Regions from separate parts of the Homo sapiens genome. Here region 1 is linked to region 2. A link is a contact called in ENCODE Hi-C or POLR2A ChIA-PET data. All regions are on one chromosome and are shown on one strand. Each heading gives the region's core, a stretch centred on a gene start or an enhancer-like site at or near the end of the contact. The rest is flanking DNA. Distances are from core to core; before and after follow the strand shown. Region 1 overlaps MALT1 (MALT1 paracaspase). Region 2 overlaps MALT1 (MALT1 paracaspase).

What was found. A loop is a pair of places that touch in the nucleus more often than their neighbours do. ChIA-PET counts read pairs that join two places held with the same protein, here RNA polymerase II (POLR2A). Pooled maps may share reads with other maps.
Region 1: a map of endothelial cell of hepatic sinusoid shows a loop between it and region 2 (2.7-fold over the local background). The contact joins two enhancer-like sites. A Hi-C loop is called at or near these places in 5 of 168 maps with a recorded cell type or tissue (CD4-positive, alpha-beta T cell, GM12878, endothelial cell of hepatic sinusoid and 2 more), 6 of 37 single-sample maps with no recorded cell type and 13 of 50 pooled maps. POLR2A ChIA-PET finds 5 or more read pairs at or near these places in 15 of 52 experiments (A673, CD4-positive, alpha-beta T cell, GM10248 and 11 more).

What each region holds. Positions count from the first base shown.
Region 1 is chr18:58,752,590-58,758,947 of GRCh38, forward strand. MALT1 (MALT1 paracaspase) reads left to right here. Exons shown (of 17, transcript NM_006785.4): 17 at 1-1,888. All of the region lies in intron 1 of LOC105372146 (a long non-coding RNA gene), which reads right to left. Among named protein-coding and RNA genes, the nearest start is that of LINC01926, 58 kb to the right of the region's middle. Within about 2 kb of position 2,107, at least 7 of the 41 ENCODE cell types and tissues checked have a DNase peak (open chromatin) inside an H3K27ac peak, as active enhancers do.
Region 2 is chr18:58,689,126-58,694,746 of GRCh38, forward strand. All of the region lies in intron 2 of MALT1 (MALT1 paracaspase), which reads left to right. The region is part of intron 2 of LOC105372146 (a long non-coding RNA gene); the gene reads right to left. It also overlaps the pseudogene MRPL37P1. Among named protein-coding and RNA genes, the nearest start is that of MALT1-AS1, 20 kb to the left of the region's middle. Within about 2 kb of position 3,851, at least 3 of the 41 ENCODE cell types and tissues checked have a DNase peak (open chromatin) inside an H3K27ac peak, as active enhancers do.

The DNA of each region.
Region 1 (6,358 bases), core at 857-3,356, 62 kb after region 2:
GCAACATGGTGAAACCCCATCTCTACCAAAAAAAAAAAAAAAAAAAAAGCAAAAACAAAAATTAACTGGGCATAGTTGCACACACCTGTAGTCCCAGCTACTCAGGAGGCTGAAGTGGGACGATCGCTTGAGCCCAGAAGGCAGAGGTTACGGTGAGTAGAGATTGTGCCACTGCACTCCAGCCTGGACGACAGGGCAAGACGCTGTCTCAAAAATAAAATATTAGTAAAGAAGAGTACAATCAGAATATGAAAATGTGTAAATGTGCATATTCTCTTTTTTTCTAATTTGGTAGCATTAAAAATACTTAAGCATCAAAGTTTGGCTTTATGAAGAAGGAGTCTGAGACACCTCAGGTTTCAGCCCTTACTAATAGCGTGGCTCAAAGAGCGTTAACTTGCCTGTGCTTCTGTTTCCTTATCTGTAAAATGGGGATGATGCTGTAACATCAAAGAGCTTATAATACTTTCCAGAGCTGGCAGTACTAAATAAGACCATTCCTCTAAAGTGCCAGCATTTTGAAAAGCATCAACCCATCAACCTTGTGCTTTAAATCTGGCATTCTTAAAGCTATACCTGTAGGCAGTATAGAGTGTTTTTTTTTATTTGTTTTTTTGTTGTTGTCTTTTGAGTCTCACTCTGTCTCCCAGGCTGTAGTGCAGTGGCACGTCTTGGTTCGCCGCAACCTCCGCCTCCCAGGTTCAAGCGATTCTCGTGCCTCAGCCCCCCGCATAGCTGGCATTACAGGCACACACCACCACGCCCAGCTAATTTTTGTAGTTTTAGTAGTATCTACTAAAATAAACAGGGTTTCACCATGTTGGCCAGGCTGGTCTCAAACTCCTGACCTCAAGTGATCTGCCTGCCTCGGCCTCCCAAAGTGCTGGGATTACAGGCGTGAGTCACCATGCCCGGCCGGCAGTGTATATCTTCTAAAGTTGCAATTTTTGTTCACTCCAGAATCACTTTTCAAAAAGCATGCAGATTTAATGCCACCAGTTTGTGTTATGTATCTATCCCGCAAAACAGCTCTAAAGGTGATTTACTAAAAGATTAACAGCATTTATCTCTGGTGGGATAATTTTTCTTTGCTTGTTTACCTGTGTCTTGCAGATTTTACACAGTGAACAATGACTGTATAATTTTAAAATACAGATATGCACAATTGTGTAATGTAAATATGCTCAGCTTCAATACATTTAAGAACACATTTTTAACTTTTCGTAAGGAGTCTTCAGTTTAAAAGTACAGTGTCATTACAGAGTGCTTATTCTGTTACAAAATTAGTAAAGCTGATTCTGCCTCTAAATCTGAAGTAATTCCCACTTTTTTTCATGCTTGAGTTTAGTTGATAAATAGCATTTTAGATACTAAAAATGATTGGATGAGTATTTCTACATTAATAAGTTGCTAATTAGGCACCAGGGTAGCAGATAGAATGCCTTTCTGTGTGCTAGGTTTAAACATTTTACACACAGTCTTATTTAAAACAGCCTTGCAGTTTATAGATGAACTGATTGTTAGGCTAACCAGAGGTGTTACTATACCCTCCAGGATAACCCAGCTAGTAAGGGCAGAGCCAGGATGATTCAGACCCAGACCAGAGCCGGGTGTTTTGTCCACAGTACTGCTGCTGCTTATACCGTAACGGGAAAAGTACACAACAGTGTCTTAATATTTCATTCTTCCATGAAAAACACTTTTAAAATATTGAAACATTATAGGAGCAGAAGTACATCTCTAAATATACTTTTAGGTCACATTGAAAACATTTCCAAAGGATTTGACCTGAAGTTAATGTTGCTACATTATGCTCAATACAGCAGGCTGTTCTGCTAGGGAAATTGTTAATATTTTAAAAATATTTTCCTAAGCTTTAGCTTTACCACTTCCAAGTCTGTACAGACTGGTTATTTCTACATTACAAAGACAGTGACTCCCTCAAAGGCTGACAGTTTTTATAGTCTGTGTTTATAACATACACATCTATTCTTGCCAGATGTGGGTTCCTACATTGCCATCTAACCTCAGCATCCTTTATGTTATGCTCCAACTTGGGTAAGCGGCTTTGTTTCCTTCCCAATCTCCTGGTCAGACAGTTGACCTCACATCTTTGTCTAGTGGTTTTCAAACGTCAGAGTAGCCCCTTGTTGGAGCGGCAGCCTTGGGGTTCCCCACTGTTTTCCACATTGCCTTTCCAAGTAAGCTTTGGTCTGCGTTAAACCCCGCTGTTTGCTTTGATATTCTCCCCCCACACAGCCGTACCCCACACCAGCTGGGCGCCTTTGGGAGACCGCAGCCCTTAGAAAAGGGGAAGAAAAGCCTCCTGACTGCACAGTGAGGGCTGGAGGCGTCTGGCCTGGAGGGAGTCCAGGCCACTGGACTCCACACTGTCAGCCAGTGTGAGCTGCTGGTGACAGGGAAAGGCCATGTGAGCAGGTCCTGACCTGCAGTTCGGGCCCCTGGAGCAAACAGCACCAAACTTGGCCCCCAGATCAGCTTTGTCATTCAAGATGTGGCTTGCTAGCAGGTGTTATTAACAAGGCGAAGCACCATGTGGTATCTTCCCATTGGAATCAGTTGTTATTGCTAACTAGGTATTAAGTGTCTGAAAACCTGATTTTGTACTTTGGCATCACCTGGCCCAGTTATAGCTTTGTGGGGGATACAGTTTCAAGGTGTGCAGTGGCACTCTCACCTGCAAGGGAGAAGTGTGCTTGTTGGGGGAAGGTCAGATAGGGGGTACACAGGGCTGGCATGCTAAGACACGCTCTTCCTGGAAGTATACGTGCAGAAAGCCACATCATAGTCCAAGGCTTTATGAGCACAAAAGGAACACGGGGTGGGGCGGGGAGGGGATCGTCTAGATGAACCTGATGGTTAATGACAGCAGGCTAAGATGAGCCAAATGTCCCTCTCATTGGCCAGCCTTGCCAGTGAGGCTGAATGCTTCCAAGCTAAGAGTCTCTCTGTCCTGGACAGCACTTACAGGACCCTGCCAATGTCTGCTGCCCGAGGTGCTTTCTGACAGTTTGCTGTAGCTACAATAATCCATTTACTCAGCTCGCAGACTTGCCTTGGAGCCATTCTAGCTGTGTAAGCTGACTTCACACCCAGGCCTGACCCACGATGTGACTCGCAAAATTACCTTTTCCGGCATTTTCGTGTCCTGGCCCCTTGTTAGCAGCACGTGACCAACACTGGCCACCAAGGCCCAAGCTAGACTGGCCAACAGAGAGTGGAGGGCTGAGGGCTGAGGAGACCACAACCATTATTAGATAGGATTGATTCTGCCTGTAGACTGAAAAGAACATCACCAAATGATGTCGAGAAGGAGGATAAGGAAGACCATTCCATGATGCTCTGCTCGGCCGAGCTACCCTGGAGGCAGGCCCCTGCTGAGGAGAGGCAGGAGAAGGGATGTCTTCAGGTGAGCCAATGGGAGCAGCTGGCTTTCAAAATGCCACTTAAAAGGGAGGCTGGCTATTGGCCTACACTGCACAGAAGCTTCCTGACCAGATGCCACAGGGCCTGGGGTCACCAGTAAGCCTAGAGCTGAGACTCCCTGAGCCCATCTCCAAATACATAATCCGAGTGGGGCTGTGAGAGGACAGTGGGGCAGTGCGGGACCTACTCCTGGAGGACTCACCCGCTCCCCAAAGGGTATGTGATCCATGCCCCAGGCCAGTGCTGCTGGCTGAATGTGAGGAAGCTTGGACTCCATTCCTCAGGAGCCCAGGCACTTCAGCAGGAAGGCTGGGGACCTCTGGGGCCAGCACTAGGGGCAGAGCAACAGACGAGACTAGAGGGCAGAGGGCACGTGGGAGCTAAGCCTGGGGAGATGGACACCAATGCTCAGGTGAGCGGCCCTAGCTGGCAGCACTTTGTGTGTTTCGGCACGCATCGTTGCTGGGAGGAGTAAGCACTGGCCGTGCAACTCCACCAGGGGAGGATGATGGAGGGGGTGCCTGGTCTCTCCTGGCCTCTGTGCACGTGGCTCTTCCCTTGCTGATTGGAGTCAATGCCTTTCACTGTGATAAACCATAACCATGAGTGTTATGGCTTCTCTGAGTTCTGAGTTGTTCTCGTGAATTAATGAACCTGATCTTCCAGTGGAATGGGGTGGGCGGGAACCAGATTGGCTCGTGATGGCCTGTGATGTCCTAGAATAGCCAGGTCACAGGTGGGACTTCTCATTCAGGGAAGGTGATGAGCCCACAAAGCTGGGTCCAACCCAAAGGCTTCAGGGGCAAGTCTGCCACCCCAGCCAGCATTGGGTTTCTCCAAGTCCCTCTCCTTTCGGGGCTGTGTTATTTACCAATTCCTAAAGGGGACCTCAGAGACTAGCTCACAGGCCATCTCTCTCACTGCATCCTCCCTGGTCCCCTCAACAGGAAGCCACCTAGAGACAGAGAACAGTGCTTTCTGTGTGCATTTCACCCAAAAACGCACACAGAACGGAGACTAAACCATGTGTTGGCATGAATGACTCCTGACAATGACCCCGGATTGCACCAGCCAGACTGGGCTCATCACCTTCCCTGAATGAGAAGGCCCACCTCTGACCTGGCTACTCTAGGACATCACAGGCCATCATGAGCCAATCTGGTTCCCGCCCACCCCATTCCACTGGAAGATCAGGTTCATTAATTCACGAGAACAACTCAGAACTTAGAGAAGCCATAACACTCATGGTTATGGTTTATCACAGTGAAAGGCATAAACTCCAATCAGCAAGGGAAGAGCCACGTGCACAGAGGCCAGGAGAGACCAGGCACCCCCTCCATCATCCTCCCCTGGTGGAGTTGCACGGCCAGTGCTTACTCCTCCCAGCAACGATGCGTGCCGAAACACACAAAGTGCTGCCAGCTAGGGCCGCTCACCTGAGCATTGGTGTCCAAGGTTTCTACTAGGGGCTGGTCACCCAGACATGGCTGGCCGCCCAGTTGGCTGATCCTGGTTTCCAGCCCCTGCAGAGGTCAAGCTGATACCACTTGGTCCAAGGGCCCCCCATAGGTCACATTGTTAGCAGAGACTATCTGGTGGGGCCCAAGGCCCCCAGGTAAATAAACGCACTCTTATCAGGGAGGCAATTCCAAGGGCTTAGAGGTTGCCTCCTGGGAGCTGGGGATAAGGGCCAAACCTCTCCTTGTTGAAGGTTAATCATGACTGCACCCCAGGACACTTGAGTTTCTCTCACTCTGGAGTATCATGCCTGCTGTTGACTGCCTGGAATGCCTTCCTCACTTTGTCAGAGGCATTTGAACCAGAGTGACTCCATCTTGAATAGGGGCTGCATTCAGGAGGTTAGGCCTTCTCAGTCACAGGATGAGATAGGAGGTTGGCAGGACTGGCATCACAAGATACAGGTCACAAAGACCATGCCAATAAAACAGGATGCAGTAAAGAGGCCAGCCAAAACCCACCAAGACCAAGATGGTGATGAAAGTCACCTCTGATCATCCTCACTGCTACTTATTTGCTAATTATAATGCATTAGTATGCTAAAAGGCACTCCCACCAGCATCATGACAGTTTACAGATGCCATGCGATGTCCAGAAGTTACCCTATGTAGTCTAAAAAGGGGAGGGACCCTCAGTTCCAGGAAATCACTTTCCCAGAAAACTCATGAACAACCCCCCCCGGTTTTGCATATGATCAATAAGTAACCATGAATATACTCCGTCCAGCAGCCCATGCCACACCTCTGCCTATGGAGTAACTACTCTCATTCCTTTACTTTCTTAATAAACTCCTTTGATAAACTTTATGGACTCACCCTGAATTCTTTTGTGCACAAGATCCAAGAACACTCTCTTGGGGTCTGGATCAAGACCTCCTTCCAGTAAAAACTTTGCCAGGCTCACCCCTCTTCTTTCTTCAAATTGTACCTTAAGTGACACATCCTTCAGAAAAACTTACTGCTCAGCCTCCAAATTGGATAAAATTCCCCTTTGCACATTCCCAGGGAGCCTCGGCTTGCCCCATCAGGGGCCCTATCCCTCAGCACTGCACCACCTCTCCTTGTCCTCCTTTCCAGCATCAGGCAGACTCTGCAGGGCACGCCCAAGAGCTGGAGCTTAAGCTCTCTCCTTGGAGTCCCAGTCTCTTTCCCACTACACTCATCTCAGCAGACGACCACTCAGCTCACTCCATGGAGACACAGAGGCCATAGGAGCCCACGCCCCGTTCCCGTCCCCAGCCTCCATGCTCTCTCGTTCCCACCCCACTCTGCGCCCCCACCAAGCTCAGAGTTCCAGATACTTCTCCAGGGCTGAGCTTCACATGAGATCCCATCTCCTCTGTCAGCCTCTGGGTTTTTACCCATCTGTTGCCAAATTCACCCAGGATGCCAAA
Region 2 (5,621 bases), core at 2,601-5,100:
TGGGTGACAGAGTGAGACCCTGTCTCAAAAAAACAAAAAGACAGAATCACTGAGAAAGCAAAACATAAGGTTTAAAACCTTTAAAAGGCAAGAAAACCTAGGTTTGCATCCTGGTTCTGCCATTTTACAATGTAAAAAAAAAAAAAAAGTCTCAGAGAGTTTAATTTACCCCAGGTAATTTGGGTGACCTTCTGCAAATTACGTACCTTTTTTTCATTGTAACATAGATGTAATTAGTATCTACCTTGTGTGGTTATTTCAAAGGTTAGTGATAAAAATGCCTGGTGCATGTAAAGCAGTCAGTAACTTGCTGCTGTAGTAATTTCTGTTATTATTATATATATTCAACAAACACGTGTTGAACACCCACTAACACCCACTGCAGTGCCATATGTGGGCACAATTCTAGGTGCTGAATGAACTGGTGACTAAGACCATCAAGGTCCTTGGCCTTGCCCTCATGGAGCTTCTATTTTAATACCTAAGACGGACAGTAAGAAACAGGGATTTTAGAGAGTGAAGGACACTGAACTGGGTGAATGTAATAGATAACTGGGGGGTGGGAGGGTACCTAATTTAGAGACATTTCCCAGAGAAGCTGGTGATATTTTAGTAAGAAACCTGGATGATGAGGAAAGAGCCTGCCATGAAACAGTAGAATAGTGGAAGCCAGTGGGGTGGCGGTTGCGGGGGATGGCAAAGCGGAGCTTGTGGGGAGAACCCAGCAGAGGACTGGTAAGTGGAAAGGCAGAAAAGAGCTTGGCTTATAGAAGGAAGGAGGCCCAGTATGGCTGGAGCTTGGTGAGCCTGGAGAAGAGCGGAGGGGCCAAAGGAGCAGTTCGTGGAGGACTTTGTAGCCATGGTAAGGAATCTGGATTTTTTATTCTAAGTACAGGCACACTTTGTTTTATTATGCTTCACTTTATTGCACTTTGCAGATACTTCACTTTCTGCAAGTTGAAAGCTTGCGGCACCCATGTGTCTAGCAAGTCTGTCAGTGCCATTTTTCCAATAGCATGTGCCTACTTCATATCTCTGTGTCACACCTTGGTAACTCTTACAATATTTCGAACTTTTTCATTATATCTGTCGTGGTGATCTGTGATCGGTGATCTTTGGTGTTACTACTGTGATTGTTGGTGCCTGGTAAGATGGTGGCATCCAGGTGGCGGTCTTAAGACCAGATCAGTATGGTGTTGGTGGTCTTAAGACCAGATCAGTATGGTGTTGGCAGATCAGTATGGTGCCGCTAGGCAGGCACTGACTAGCTCCAGGCAGCTCAACCTTGGGAGCTTCGGGGCCCCGAGAGGTGGAGCCTGTGAGTGGGGCATGCACTCCATGTGGAAGCCAGAGCCTCCTCCCCTGGATGGAGTGTACGAGATCCCTGGACCGGAGCCCATCCCCTCTGTGAGAGAGATGTACTTCACGCCCGGGCTGCCACCGCTGATCTTCCTGCCCTGGGACCCTGGGTAGAAACACCCAAAATTCTGTTCACCCCGTTCACGACCCTGGGACCCTGGCTCGAAGCACCCAAAGTTCTGCTGCTCAAGCTCCATTCACGAGCAGCCACCATACAAAGACCAGGCCTGCTATGTCTTTCACCAGCGTTGCCGCCTTCTCAGGGGTGTCAAGCAGGCCCTCTGGCTTACCGAGGCCAAGTTAATAAAATGCCTTCCTGAGAAAGTACTTGGCCTTGTTGATGATACAAGGAACCACATAGAGAACCAAGATGAGCGTCTTCTGAATTTGATCTCTCATGCCTGTCTCTGGCACTGTACTGAGTACGGCCCCAGGAGAGAGGCCTGCTGTCTGGTCATTGTGGACAGTCTGATAAAGTTGTGTAAGTCTCAGATTCTCAGGCATCCTTCTCTGGCCAGGCAGATTTGTGCCCAAAACTCCACGTTATCCACCACCTGGAATTGTGTCTGTTCTTCAGGGTCATGGTTCTAGTGGAGCCGGCTGAGTGCCAAGGATCCTCTGCCCCCGCCATCTCCTCCAGAGAAGAGGTTGAAGCTACTAAAAATCATGTTCTCGAGGCCTTCTGTCCCCTCTCCCCACTACTGATCTTCAGGAATGCAATGTTTCTGATGTGAAAGATGACACAGGATTCTGGGAGGGCTATCCTTACCCCTATCTCCATATCCTGCACTTCCTGGAGAAAGCCGATTTGCAACCACATAGCCTTCAACCAGATCAGCTGTGGGCCAAGATGATCCTGTTTGCTTTTGGCATTGCCCTGGCTCAGGCCCAGCTCCTCTGTGGCAATGACACCAAGATCTCGGAGCAGCCCGTGGTTGTGCAGAGTACATGCACAGACGGACGTGCATTCCATTTCCTGGTGTTACAGTAGAACACCACAGACCTGGCCTCTTAACAAGTGTGGCAAGAGTTTGGTCTGGGTGGAATCATGCCAGCTACTCTCTCAGCATTTTTGGTGTCTCCCAGTGATAAAAAAGAAGGTGGGACCGGGCCCAGTGGCTCGCACCTGTAATCCCAACACTGGGAGTCTGAGGTGGGTGGATCACGAGGTCAGGAGATCGAGACCATCCTGGCTAACGTGGTGAAACCCCGTCTTTACTAAAAATACAAAAAATTAGCTGGGCGTAGTGGCGGGCGCCTGTAGTCCCAGCTACTCTACTCAGGAGGCTGAGGCAGGAGAATGGCATGAACCCGGGAGGCGGAGCTTGCCGTGAGCCGAGATTGCGCCACTGCACTCCAGCCTGGGTGACAGAGCGAGACTCCGTCTCAAAAAAAAAAAACAACAAAAAATTAGCCAGGCATGGTGGCACGTGCCTGTAATCCCAGCTACTCAGGAGATGGAGGCAGGAGAATTGCTTGAACCTGGGAGATAGAGGTTGCAGTGAGCCAAGATCGCGCCACTGCACTCCAGTCTGGGCGACGGAGCGAGACTCCGTCTCAAAAAAAAAAAAAAAAAAAAAAAAAGAGGGTGGTTGTGGAATGCGTTGGGCTGACTGGTTTCCAGTGGGAGACATCCAGGAAGTTTTTAGCTCTGTATTTACATGGTGCTACGTGAGCCAAGGACCATTCTGAGGCCCGAAACCCACCTTTGCCTTCTCCCACTGAAGAGGGCCTGGGGTCCCCCTGGAGCCTCAGTGCTCATCTAGCCTGGTGGTCTCACTGACAATAAAGAGCCCTTGCATTGCAAAGGAAAAAAAAACTATTATAATTGTTTTGGGGTGCCACAAATTATGCCACTATAAGAAGTTGAGCTTAATTGATAAATGTCATGTGTATTCCAACTGCTCCACCGACTGGCCATTCCTCTCTCTCTCTCTCTCTCTCTCTCTCTCACTCTCTCCCTCCCTCCCTCCCTCCCTCCCTGTCCCTCTTCCTCTCCCACCTCCCCACTCCCTCTTTGGGCCTCCCTATTCCCTGAGACACAACAATATTGAAATTAAGCTGATTAATAACCCTACAATCGTCTCTAAGTGTTCAAGTGAAAGAACAGTGACACACAACAATATTGAAATTAGGCTGATTAATAACCCTACAGTGATCTCTAAGTGTTCAGGTGAAAGGAAGAGTCACATGTCTCTCACTTTAAATCAAAAGCTAGAATTGATTTTACTTAATGAGGAAGGCATATCAAAAGCTGAGATAGGCTGAAAAGCTAGGCCTCTTGTGCCAGTTAACCAAGTTGCGAATGCAGAAGAAAAGTTCTTGAAGGTAATTAAAAATGCTACTTCAGTGAACACACGAATGATAAGAAAGCAAAACAGCCTTATTGCTGAGATGGAGAAAGTTATAGTAGTCTGGATAGATCAAACCAGCCACAGCATGCCCCTAAGCCAAAGCCTAATCCAGAGTGAGGCCCTAACTCGCCTCATTTCTGTGAAGACAGAGAGGTGAGGAAGCTGCGGAAGAAAAGTTGGTTCATGAGGTTTAAGGAAATAAGCTGTCTCTGTAACATAAAAGTGCAAAGTGAAGCAGCAAGTACTAGTGGAGAAGCTGCAGCAAGTCATCCAGAAGATCTAGCTAATGCCAGGCATGGTGGCTCGTAATTGATCATGGTGTCTATAATCCCACCACTCTGGGAGGCCAGGGCAGGAGGATTGCTTGAGCTTAGGAGTTTGATACCAGCCTGGGCAACATGGTGAAACCCCGTCTTTGCAAAAAATACAAAAAATTAGCCAGGCACAGTGGCACCTGCCTGTAGTCCCAGCCACTCGGGAGGCTGAGGTGGGAGAATTGCTTACACCTGGAAGGCGGAGGTTGCAGTGAGCGAGATCATGACACTGCACTCCAGCCTAGGTAACAGAGACAGACCTTGTCTCAAAACAAAAAAGCAATAAAAGATCTAGCTAAGATAATTAAAGAAAATGGCTATAATAAACAGATTTTTCAGTGTAGATGAAACAGCCTTCTATTGGAAGAAGATGTCATCTAGAACTTTGATAGCTAGAGAGAAGTCAGTGCCTGGCTGACTCTTGTTAGGGGCCAATGCAGCTGACAACTTTACGTTGAAGCCAGTGCCCATTTACCATTCTGAAAATCCTAGGGCCCTTAAGAATGATGCTAAGAAACTGCAAAGTTTTTGTCCTGAGTAACCAGATGGATGGTGGTAGGCAGTAAGACTGGTTTACCATCTTTGAGATGGGGAAACTGTGGGGACTGGCAGAGGAGTAGATTTTGTGTCAGAAGGGATTTGGGACATATAAAATTGGTGGTGGCTATAGGACATTCAAATTTAAAGCCAGGATAGCCAAAACTCCTATATTTTTTAGATTTATTACTTGTTCTCTTTTGTCATTGTTGCAACTTTTTCCTGTCACATCGAAACTTGGGAAATCAGAATCTTTGTATTTTAAAGTTGTGATGTAAAACTCTCCTGGCAGATGAATGGTAAATGTGGGGACATTAAAATACAGTGTTATGAATTTGCTGGCTTCAGCAAGAGTGCTTATCCCATTTTCCACCTTTCCTACCAACATGTATCACAGATTTCAGAAAAATTCTGAACTTCATCCGTCCTGTACTAACTTGGCCTCGACATAAAGGATTAATGAATATGAATGTCCTCCCTTGGCAAGAGTTTAAAATTCTGAGAGGCTCTACTATATTTACTAAAGATTTTCTAGGGCTTCTCGAGGCCCTCAAATGTGCTAGGTATACAATAAATATTTACTCATTTTTAATTTTGCTTTTATTTAGTATCTTTGTGCTGTGACTTTCATGAACATTATTTTTTTTCCTAGAAAGTTTAGTACCTTTGATGTATTAAGATTACTGTTATTTACACTGTTTCCTTTTTACTTGTAATCTTGTTTTGTTTCTTTGCATTGGTGGGTGGTAGAAGAAAAAGACACTGTTATGAGGTCACATTCAGTATAGACAAGGAAAGAAAATAAAAGTAGGTGCAGGAAATTAAGTTTTATAAGTTTTAATTATCTTTTTCTTTACTTCCTAAAAGCCAGCTAACCCAGTTTTATTAATTACAACTTTTGCAAATGTAAGCTTTTCTAGCTTTGGTTTCTTTTATGTCAGTTATCTATTGCTGCATTAATAAATTACCCCCAAGTCAGAAGTGAAAAACAACAACTGTTTATTATCTCACACAGTTTCTGAGGCTAGTAGTCCAGAAGTGGCTTAGCTGGGTAGTC